2 separate regions of the Homo sapiens genome follow, and region 2 is linked to region 1. A link is an interaction called in ENCODE POLR2A ChIA-PET data of the cell type or tissue named here. Cell type or tissue: A673. All regions are shown on one strand. Links, peaks and the distances in the headings refer to the core of each region. The heading gives the core; the rest is flanking DNA.

Region 1 (4,268 bases), core at 269-4,268:
TTGTAGGCTGGGGGCGGTGGCTCGCACCTGTGATCCCAGCCCTCCGGGAGGCCGAGGTGAGTGGATCGCTTGAGTCCAACCTGAGCAACATAGCAAAACCTCGTCTGTACTAAAAATACAAAAAATTAGCCAGGCATGGTGGTGTGTGCCTGTAGTCCCACCTACTTGGGAGGATCACTGGAGCCTGGGAGGTCAAGGCAGAATCAAGCCGTGATCACACCACTGCATTCCAGCCTAGGTGACCAGAGACCCTGTCTCAAAAAAAAAAAAGAAAAAAAAATCTGTAGTCCAGGGCAGGAAAAAGAAAAATTTTAAGCTTGCTTACTAGTTTGTTTCGTTTTATTTTTTTTTTTAATAAACATGGCAGTAACATCTATAGTTTGACGGGTATCTTTAAAAACTTATGGTAAGACATTTTACAGTATCAAATAATTTCTAAACCTAAAGAACTGCATCCAGTAAGTACTCAACATGTATTTACTGTGGAAGAAAAGAGGGAGGGAAAACGACTATTTCTCAGTTCAAGTAAGGAAATATCAGTTTTTCCTTAAGATTTGAAAATAAAACATAAGTAAAGCCGGCATCAGTGGAAAAAAAGGGAGAGAAATCTTCAAAAATGGTATCTGGGACTTTCAAACGAGTAAAATTGACCATTTAAAAACTTAGTCTTCAAAAGTCCAAAAGTCTCAAAATCAAAGGTATTGTTAATACTTTGAGTCAAATAAAACCAAAGCAATTTAACAAAAGAAAACATCATGCCGAGGAAGTATGCTTCTCTTGAGATAACAATCTAACTTGTTTTAAAGATCCTTTGTTTACTAACCATTTTATATTCCAAATATATGTTCCTTCCTCAGAACAAATCAATTCTTTTCCAGACCCTCGGGGATGGGGGTGCAGGCATGAGGGGATGTGTACATATATCAAAGTTTTAATCTTTTCAAATAGTGGAACTCAGTTATGCTTCCCAAATGTCAACAGGTCTCAATGTCCACAAACACTGGGGCTGCTACCCTCCCCCATCCCCACTTAAAGCCACATCACATCTTTACAAATAACTGGAAAACCTCCTCTTGCTAAGCTGATGCCAAACACCATTTTCCAGGAGGGATCAGAGTGCATCACTCATTAGGCACTTTGTTGTCTCTAAAGTGTTCAGAATTTTCCTTCAGAACATCTCAGACTGGAAATCAAGAAACTATATCCGTAACATGTGTGCAACTATTATATATTTAGTACAATTGAGAAGAGCTCATCCCCTGGACTCAGCACCTGTCCTAAGCTGGCTAAGAAAAGCAGTTCAAATCAAGTTCGCCCACAGGCGCAAATACCTCTTCCATGAACTAGGTCTGATTTTTAAATGAGTTTTGAAAACAAATTGGGGAAAATCACAACCTATAAAGAAATGTATCTTGTATGCTTTACAATTAAAAAACAAAAACTTTCAGGATTTGTCTCCTCACTCTTACTCCCTCACGCTTTTAAAAACACCAAGTTATTTACAAATTATAAAATGCCCTGAAATTATGAATGCTTCCTGATTTCTAGAAAGCTAACTAAGCAATATGTAATCCAGAAAACTTCTGAAATAAGTTCCATCTTTCTTACAACTCAAAACATGCTATGCAACGTTCATGTACACACCTGTGACTCCTAATTTTTGGAAAAAGGCAACTACAACACTGCAGTTTGTAAATCACAATTGCCATATCCAATGTTATAAAGAAGACAGTGCCGCCAGTCAAGATGGGTTAACATCACCTGTATGTCACAGTCTACAGTGACATCCCAATATAACGGAAAGCACCAATGAGGCAAAAAAGGTATAGGGTAAAGGCTTCTGATGAACAACACTAGAGTCCTAAGTCTACAGAAATATTTTTAAAAGAACCTTTAAAATGCTAACTACTGTCTACTTGAAAACTGCACCCTATACTGAGTCTGAAAAAAAATCTGAATTTCAAGAAAGGTGGTTTCATGCAAGACTCTGCAGGTTCATGCACTGAGTAGCACAAGGTCAGCTTTCATACAGTAGGTGCACAATAAGTGCAGGCTGGATTCAGTTGCTTCTTACAGCACATTCTTACAAAACAAATGAAACCAGATTTAAAAGGAAACCACCGTCCCTTGAGGGTTCCTCTTGGCAAAAACTCTAAGGCAACAAGTGAAAATGATACAGTTGATTTTCATTACTGCCCTGATCTTGCAACAATAGGAAGGGCAGGAAACATTTTTATTAGTAAACTAAGCCTTAGACAAAGACCAAAAGCAAATGTAAACAACAATTATTCTCTAGGTCTTTTCCTATTGAAAGGCCAGGGTAAATCTGGATAAATGCACACAGTTTCAAAACAAAAATGCCTTTGCCACATTTTAAAACCTTTCGTTCTGTAAGGAATTTTAATTTTATAAAAATCACTGTATACTTGAAACAGTGTATCCTAAAACTACTGCATCCTAAAGATTCTTTCTCCTGCTCAGACCCTGGAACTATGTAAGAAATAAAATAAAACTGCAAAGAAAAGAAACAACAATACTGCATTAAAATGAACTGTTCTGTTCATCCTCAGTCCTTACTACCACTTGTGGTCAATGTGGCATATCAAAAAATGAGTGTTTAAAACATCTTAAAACAGCAATGTCTTTCTTTGTTGGAAAACATAATAAAACTGGAAATACAAACAGCCCTTCAGACTCAGCTCCTAAACTCTATCCTGAAAAAAACCATCATTTCAGATTCAGCTGAGGTTTCTATTGTCAAAAATCTGCCCTCCACCAGCATTTGTGTTTTTTAAATCCAGCTCCTCAATCCCTAACTGAAGCTACATAGAACCAAGATTCTTTTTCTCCTGCTTGCCCATTTCTACTGCGGGATTGAATCCCTGTTGCTAAGCTTCAATTATCAGTTTGTTGTATTGCTGCAACTCACGGATCTGAAAAACTCATAAATGAAAAGAGAGAGAGACATCAGCCTGTCAAATGTATGTAATAATTTTAACGTAATTTAAGGTAGCATAACAAGTTATTTTCAACCTGATCACATTTCTTTAAAAAAAAAAAAAAGGGTTTATTGAGATATAATTCACATACCATTAAAGTCCCCGATTTAAAGTACATAATCCAATGGTTTTAAGTATATTTAGAGCTATGCAGCCATCGCCACAAACTAATTTTAGAACAATTTTCATCACCCCAAAAAGAAACCCTGTGCCCACCAGCAGTCACTCCCCATTCCATCCGCCCCCAGCCCCTGGCAACCACTCATCTACCTTCTGCCTCTATGGATTTGTTTATTCTAGACATTTCACATAAACCGGATCATACGATATGTGGTCTTTTGTGACTGACTTCTTTCACTTTTTGTGATATTTTTAAGCTTCATCTATTCAACCTTAGCATATTTCTTAGAGTTGAACTTTTCTAATCTTTTTCGACAAATCAAACATTATGACCTTTTACATTTCAAATCCTGACACAAACCCCACCCTTCCACAAAACACCATTTGCTTGCTATGTCTCTCCAGAGGATCTAAACTATAATTTGCTGTTTAGGTTCTTTCAGAAGTTCTTTTTCTGGGTTCTCCTTCTGGTAATAAAACACTAACTTCTTTAAACACCAACATTTCACATACCTACATTTCTGTGACAACAGGATGCCTGGGGTAGAAAGATGACTGAATCCTTTTAAGGAGATGGGTACAATAAATTTAAAGTGCATGCTGACTTTTTAAAAACAAAATAGCCCTCAGATTATCTGGCTATCACTCAGAACCTCCGAACCGCCTTCATTTAGATGCTCTGTTCACATTATGGTGATACAAAACAAACACATCCATATGACTGCCTCTGCTTCAGAAACTAAGTTTTCTAAGATAAACAACACTCTTTCTACTGCCATCACACTCAAAGAGGAAACTCTAATCTCTCAATACGCCAGCAAAATACCTGCAACTGAACCAACACCCTGTCTTTATTTCTCCACCAGACAACAGCTGAAAGAACGCCCTCCCTGATAGGGCTCAGCAGCTTATTTCTATCAGAGTTAAGTGGTCTAGCACCTTCCCGGCTAAAAACTGAACGCCCGTTCACAGGCATAGCTTTTAATTCTCCACATTTCAGAGATGGAGGGAGGGGCAGGTACTGAGTCAGTCAAGACTTCAGCAAACCATAATCGAGATTTGGGGTGCCTTCTGACCACCCATCAGGTTTCCAGGAACTAACCACTGTAAAGGGATCCTGGGGGGAAGCTTTGGTATCATGGAGTAAAA
Region 2 (4,533 bases), core at 292-4,291, 52 kb after region 1:
GTTAACTATGTACTAATTTTATATTTCAAATATATTTACTGAGATATAATTCACATACCATAAAATTCACCCATTTAAAGTGTTAAATTCAGTGGTGTTCTATATTCATAGAGTTATGCAATCATCCGCCATGATCTAATTTTAAAGCATAGATTTTTCTTTTCTTTCTTTCTTTTTTTTTTAGAGACAAGGTCTTGCTCTGTCACCCAGGCTGGAGTGCAGTGGCTTGATCCTAGCTCACGACGGCTTTGAACTCCTGGGCTCAAGCGGTCCTCCAGCCTCAGCCTCCAGAGCAGCTAGGACTACAGGTACGTGCTACCATGGCCAGCTCATTTTTATGGTTTTTTTTTTTTCTTTTTTTTGTAGAGATAGGATCTCACTATGTTGCCAAAGCTTGTTTGGAACTCCTGGCCTCAAGCGATCCACCCGCCTCAGCCTCCCAAACTGCTGGGATTATAGGTGTGAACCACTGCACCCAGCCTAAGTTTAGAACATTTTCATCACCCCAAAAATAAACCCCAAACCTTTTAGCAGTCATTCCCTACCGTCTTCACCACCCCTAGTCTTAGAGAAACATTAATCTACTTTCTATCTTTATAGATGTGCCTATTCTAGACATTTTATATAAACAGAATCATATAATATGTGCTATTTTATTCACGGTTTTTTTCACTTAGGATACTGTTCTCCAGATTTATCCACACTGTAGTATATATCAGCACTTCATTCCTTTTTATGGCTGAATAATATTACATTACATGGATATACCACATTTTATCTATTCATAGTTGATAAACACTTTAGTTGTTTCCACTTTTTTACTATTATAAATAACGCTGCTACGAACATTTATGTATAAGCTTTTGTGGATGTAGATTTCATTTCTCTCTCTTTTTTTTTTTTTTTTTTGAGATGGAGTCTCACTCTGTTGCTCAGTCTGGAGTGCAATGCCACCATCTTGGCTCACTGCAACCTCCACCTCCTGGGTTCAAACAATTCTTCTGCCTCAGTCTCCCAAGTAGCTGGGATTACAGGCATGTGCCACCACACCCAGCTGATTTTTGTATTTTTAGTAGAGACAGGGTCTCACCATGTTGGCCAGCCTGGTCTCAAACTCCTGACCTCAGGTGATCTGCCCACCTTGGCTTCCCAAAGTGCTGGGATTATAGGCGTGAGCCACCACGCCTGGCCAGATTTCATTTCTCTTAGGTAAACACCTAGGAGTGGAACTGCCAGGTCATATGGCTACTCTGTGTCTAACATTTTGAGAAACTGTGACACTGTTTTCCACAGTGGCTGGACTATTTTACATTTCCGCCGGCAGCATATGAGGGTTCCAATTTCTCCACATTCTTACTACTACTTGCTTTCATCTGTCATTTTTATTATTGCCATCTTAGAAGATGTGAAGTGGCATCTCACTGTGGTTTTGACTTGCACTTCCCTGATGGCTAATGATGTGGAGCAGTGGTCCCCAACCTTTTTGCCACCAGGGACCAGTTTCATGGAAGACAGTTTTTCCACAGATGTGGTGTGGAGGGAGCAGCATGGCTTCGGGATGAAATTGTTCCATCTCAGATCATCAGGCATTAGATTCTCATAAAGAGTGTGCAACCTAGATCCCTCGCATGTCAGTTCACAAAAGGGTTCATGCTCTTATGAGAATCTCACGCTGCAGCTGATCTGACAGGAGGCAGAGCTCAGGCAGTAATGCTCACTGGCCCGACTCTCACCTCCTGCCGTGCAGCTGGGTTCCTAACAGGCCACATGGACTGGTACCAGTCCACTGCCCAGGCTTGGGGACTCCTGATGCAAAGCATCTTTTCTTGTGCTTATTGGTCATTGTATACCTTCTTTGGGGAAATATCTAATCAAATCTTTTGCTTATTTTACAATTGGGTTATTTGTCTTTTTTTTTTGTTATTGAGCTATATGAATTCCTGCTGGGTGTAGTGGCTTACATCTGTAATCCCAGCACTTTGAGAGGCCAAGGCAGGGGGATCTCTTGAGCCCAGGATTTTGAGACCAGACTGGGCAACATGGTGAAACCTTGTCTCTACAAACAATATAAAAATTAGGCAGGCTTGGTGGCACATGCCTGTAGTCCCAGTTACTTGAGAGGCTGAAGTTGGAGAATCGCTTGAGCCCAGGAGGTCCAGGCTGCAGTGAGCCGTGACTGTGCCACTGCACTCCAGCCTGGGAGACAGAGAGAGACTCTGCCTTGGTGGGGCCGGGAAACAGAAAGAAAGAATTCTTTATGTATTCTGGATGTTAGTCCCTTATCAAACATAGGATCTGGCTGGGCGTGGTAGCTCACGCCTGTAATCCCAGTACTTTGGGAGGCCAAGGTGGGTGGATCACTTGAGGTCAGGAGTTCGAGACCAGCCTAGCCAACATGGTGAAAGCCCGTATCTAGTAAAAATACAAAAAAATTAGCCAGGCATGGTGGTGCACACCTGTGGTCCCAGCTACTTGGGAGGCTGAGGCAGGAGAATTGCTTGAATCCGGGAGGTGGAGGTTGCAGTGAGCTGAGATTGCACCACTGCACTCCAGCCTGGGGGACAGAGAGAAACTCCATCTCAAAAAAAAAAAAAAAAAAAAAGGTCCTTCAAATATTTTTTCCCATTGTTTTCCAATTTGGCTTTTTAACTTTCTTCCTTTTTTTTGGCCTTACTTTCTTAACAATAAGGTGTTTTGAAAGGAAAAAGTGAAACCAACGATTCAACTTATCTAGACTTTTCTGTAATTTTGTATGGCTAACTCACTATTTTAGAATGATTTGTGTCTCTTGGCTTTCAGTGTTCTACTGTGAAAAGTTATGAAGGTTCAAGTTTTTGTAAGGAAACAAAAATGTCTATAAGAAGACTGATTGGTGTGCTCTCCCTGCGTGTTTACTAAGGCTTTCCTTGGCCACTTTGTTATTTCCCATATTTAAAACATGGCCAAGTTCCTGTGAATGATTGTTTTCAAGGAAATATCTTTGTAATTGAAAACGAACTAAATAATATATTATATGTTTGCTATGAACACAGTGTGGCAGCTTTGAATTCATAGGATTTCAGGCTATCAGTGTAAATCAGGAAACGGCTTCCAGGAAGAGAAAGTGAGAGTGAAAGCAACCGACAGAGAGCAGGCAGGGCCAGGAGAGAGGGCTGCAGGCTCCCTCGCAGGGGAACCCCAAAGAGCACATTCTTTGGGGAGTGACCACCCTCCGGAGCGAGGAGCCTTGGGGATGGGATCCTTGCCAGTGCAGTGTGTGTATGTGTGCGTCAGTGCAGTGTGTGTAAGTGTGCGTGTGTGTGTGTGTGTGTATGTGTGTGTGTACATGCGCATGAGCTGAGAGAGAGAGGAGGAGGAGCAGGAGGTGGCGGAGGCAGGGCAGAAGGTATCTTTTCCCATTGAGACTTTTTTTTGGTCTTTTAAAACCTCTTCCGCGAGCTCAGTCTTTGTAAACATACCTGTATGCCCAATTCTCTCCAGCTCAAGAAATACAGGGGCCTGATTTTTCTCAGAATTGTATTTACCATTTTTTTTTAAGAAGGCCTCAGCTCTGCCCTGGTGCTTAAAGCTCTCTCCTGCACATGTGTATGCGTTACATCCACCCTAGGTCATCAGCTACTCGCAAAAGGTCCTGATCCCACTGCAAATTAAATTCCATTCCAGTTTTTTGAACCTCACATATTTAGTTCATGACATAGGGGCCCTGGAAATGTTATATCTAAAACTTGGTGTGGATTGTTAACTAAAAACTTGGGACTTGGTCTGAAGCCCCCATTCATCCTGAGCAGCAAGAGGAACACGTGGTGGCAAAGCCTGCGGGCTGTCTATTCTCACTATAAATAGGAATGGTCTGTTTTGCAGCTCTCCAGCTTTTAGGCACATAATATTTGCCATATGTATGCTATCGCATCCCTGCTATCTGCATTCACACAAACCATGGATCCCATGCTCTTGTCTTGCTTTCCCGTTGCAACTGCAATTGTTTGTTGATAAATATCTTTTATCTCAATGATGTGGACATAATATCCACACTCTTCTCCCGACGTGTATGAAAGACGGAAGAAGGGAGAAGGAGAAAACAGACACGGAGGACCTACTAGGAGCCATGAGCTTTGCCCAGTGCTTTCTTTACTCTAGCAAGGACATTAAACGCACTTAGTGATCATTAGTTCCATGCCTACCAGGAGCCAGAGAATTTCCGCACATCATCTCTTGGAGACAGGTATTTTTTCAGCCTTCAATGATGTTAAGTAATTTGCTGGAAGTCACATCTTCTGAGCTTGGATTTGAGTTCAGTAGGTTCTGATTTGGAGCTTTGCTAACTTTGAATTTCAAATTTAAAATGTAAGATTTTGCAGAAGTAGATGGCTTGTCTTTATCACCTAAAAATAAAGCATTCTTTCCCAGGAATGGGTTTGCAGAACTGCATCTACAGCAATTCAGGCTGGGGCGTGCAGCCAGATGACCTGGGTTTGAATCCTGGCTCTACCCCTTGCTGGCTCTGTGACCTTGGGCAACAATTTAACCTCACTG

Evidence for each region. Peaks named below come from ENCODE experiments on the same cell type or tissue, not always from the same donor. Only the 100,000 strongest peaks of a DNase experiment are listed, where the experiment ranks them.
Region 2: POLR2A ChIA-PET joins it to region 1 with 5 read pairs; 12 of 35 experiments call an interaction of 5 or more read pairs at or near these places.

What each region holds. Positions count from the first base shown.
Region 1 is chr15:98,651,730-98,655,997 of GRCh38, reverse strand. The region is part of intron 1 of IGF1R (insulin like growth factor 1 receptor); the gene reads right to left. Among named protein-coding and RNA genes, the nearest start is that of IRAIN, 3.1 kb to the right of the region's middle. In A673, for the core only: no CTCF peak of the experiment used is centred there; a DNase peak (open chromatin) is centred at 2,137; H3K4me3 peaks cover 438 bases.
Region 2 is chr15:98,599,214-98,603,746 of GRCh38, reverse strand. No RefSeq gene overlaps it. Among named protein-coding and RNA genes, the nearest start is that of IGF1R, 47 kb to the left of the region's middle. RefSeq lists enhancers at 2,983-3,132, 2,755-3,255, 3,256-3,756. In A673, for the core only: no CTCF peak of the experiment used is centred there; no DNase peak of the experiment used is centred there.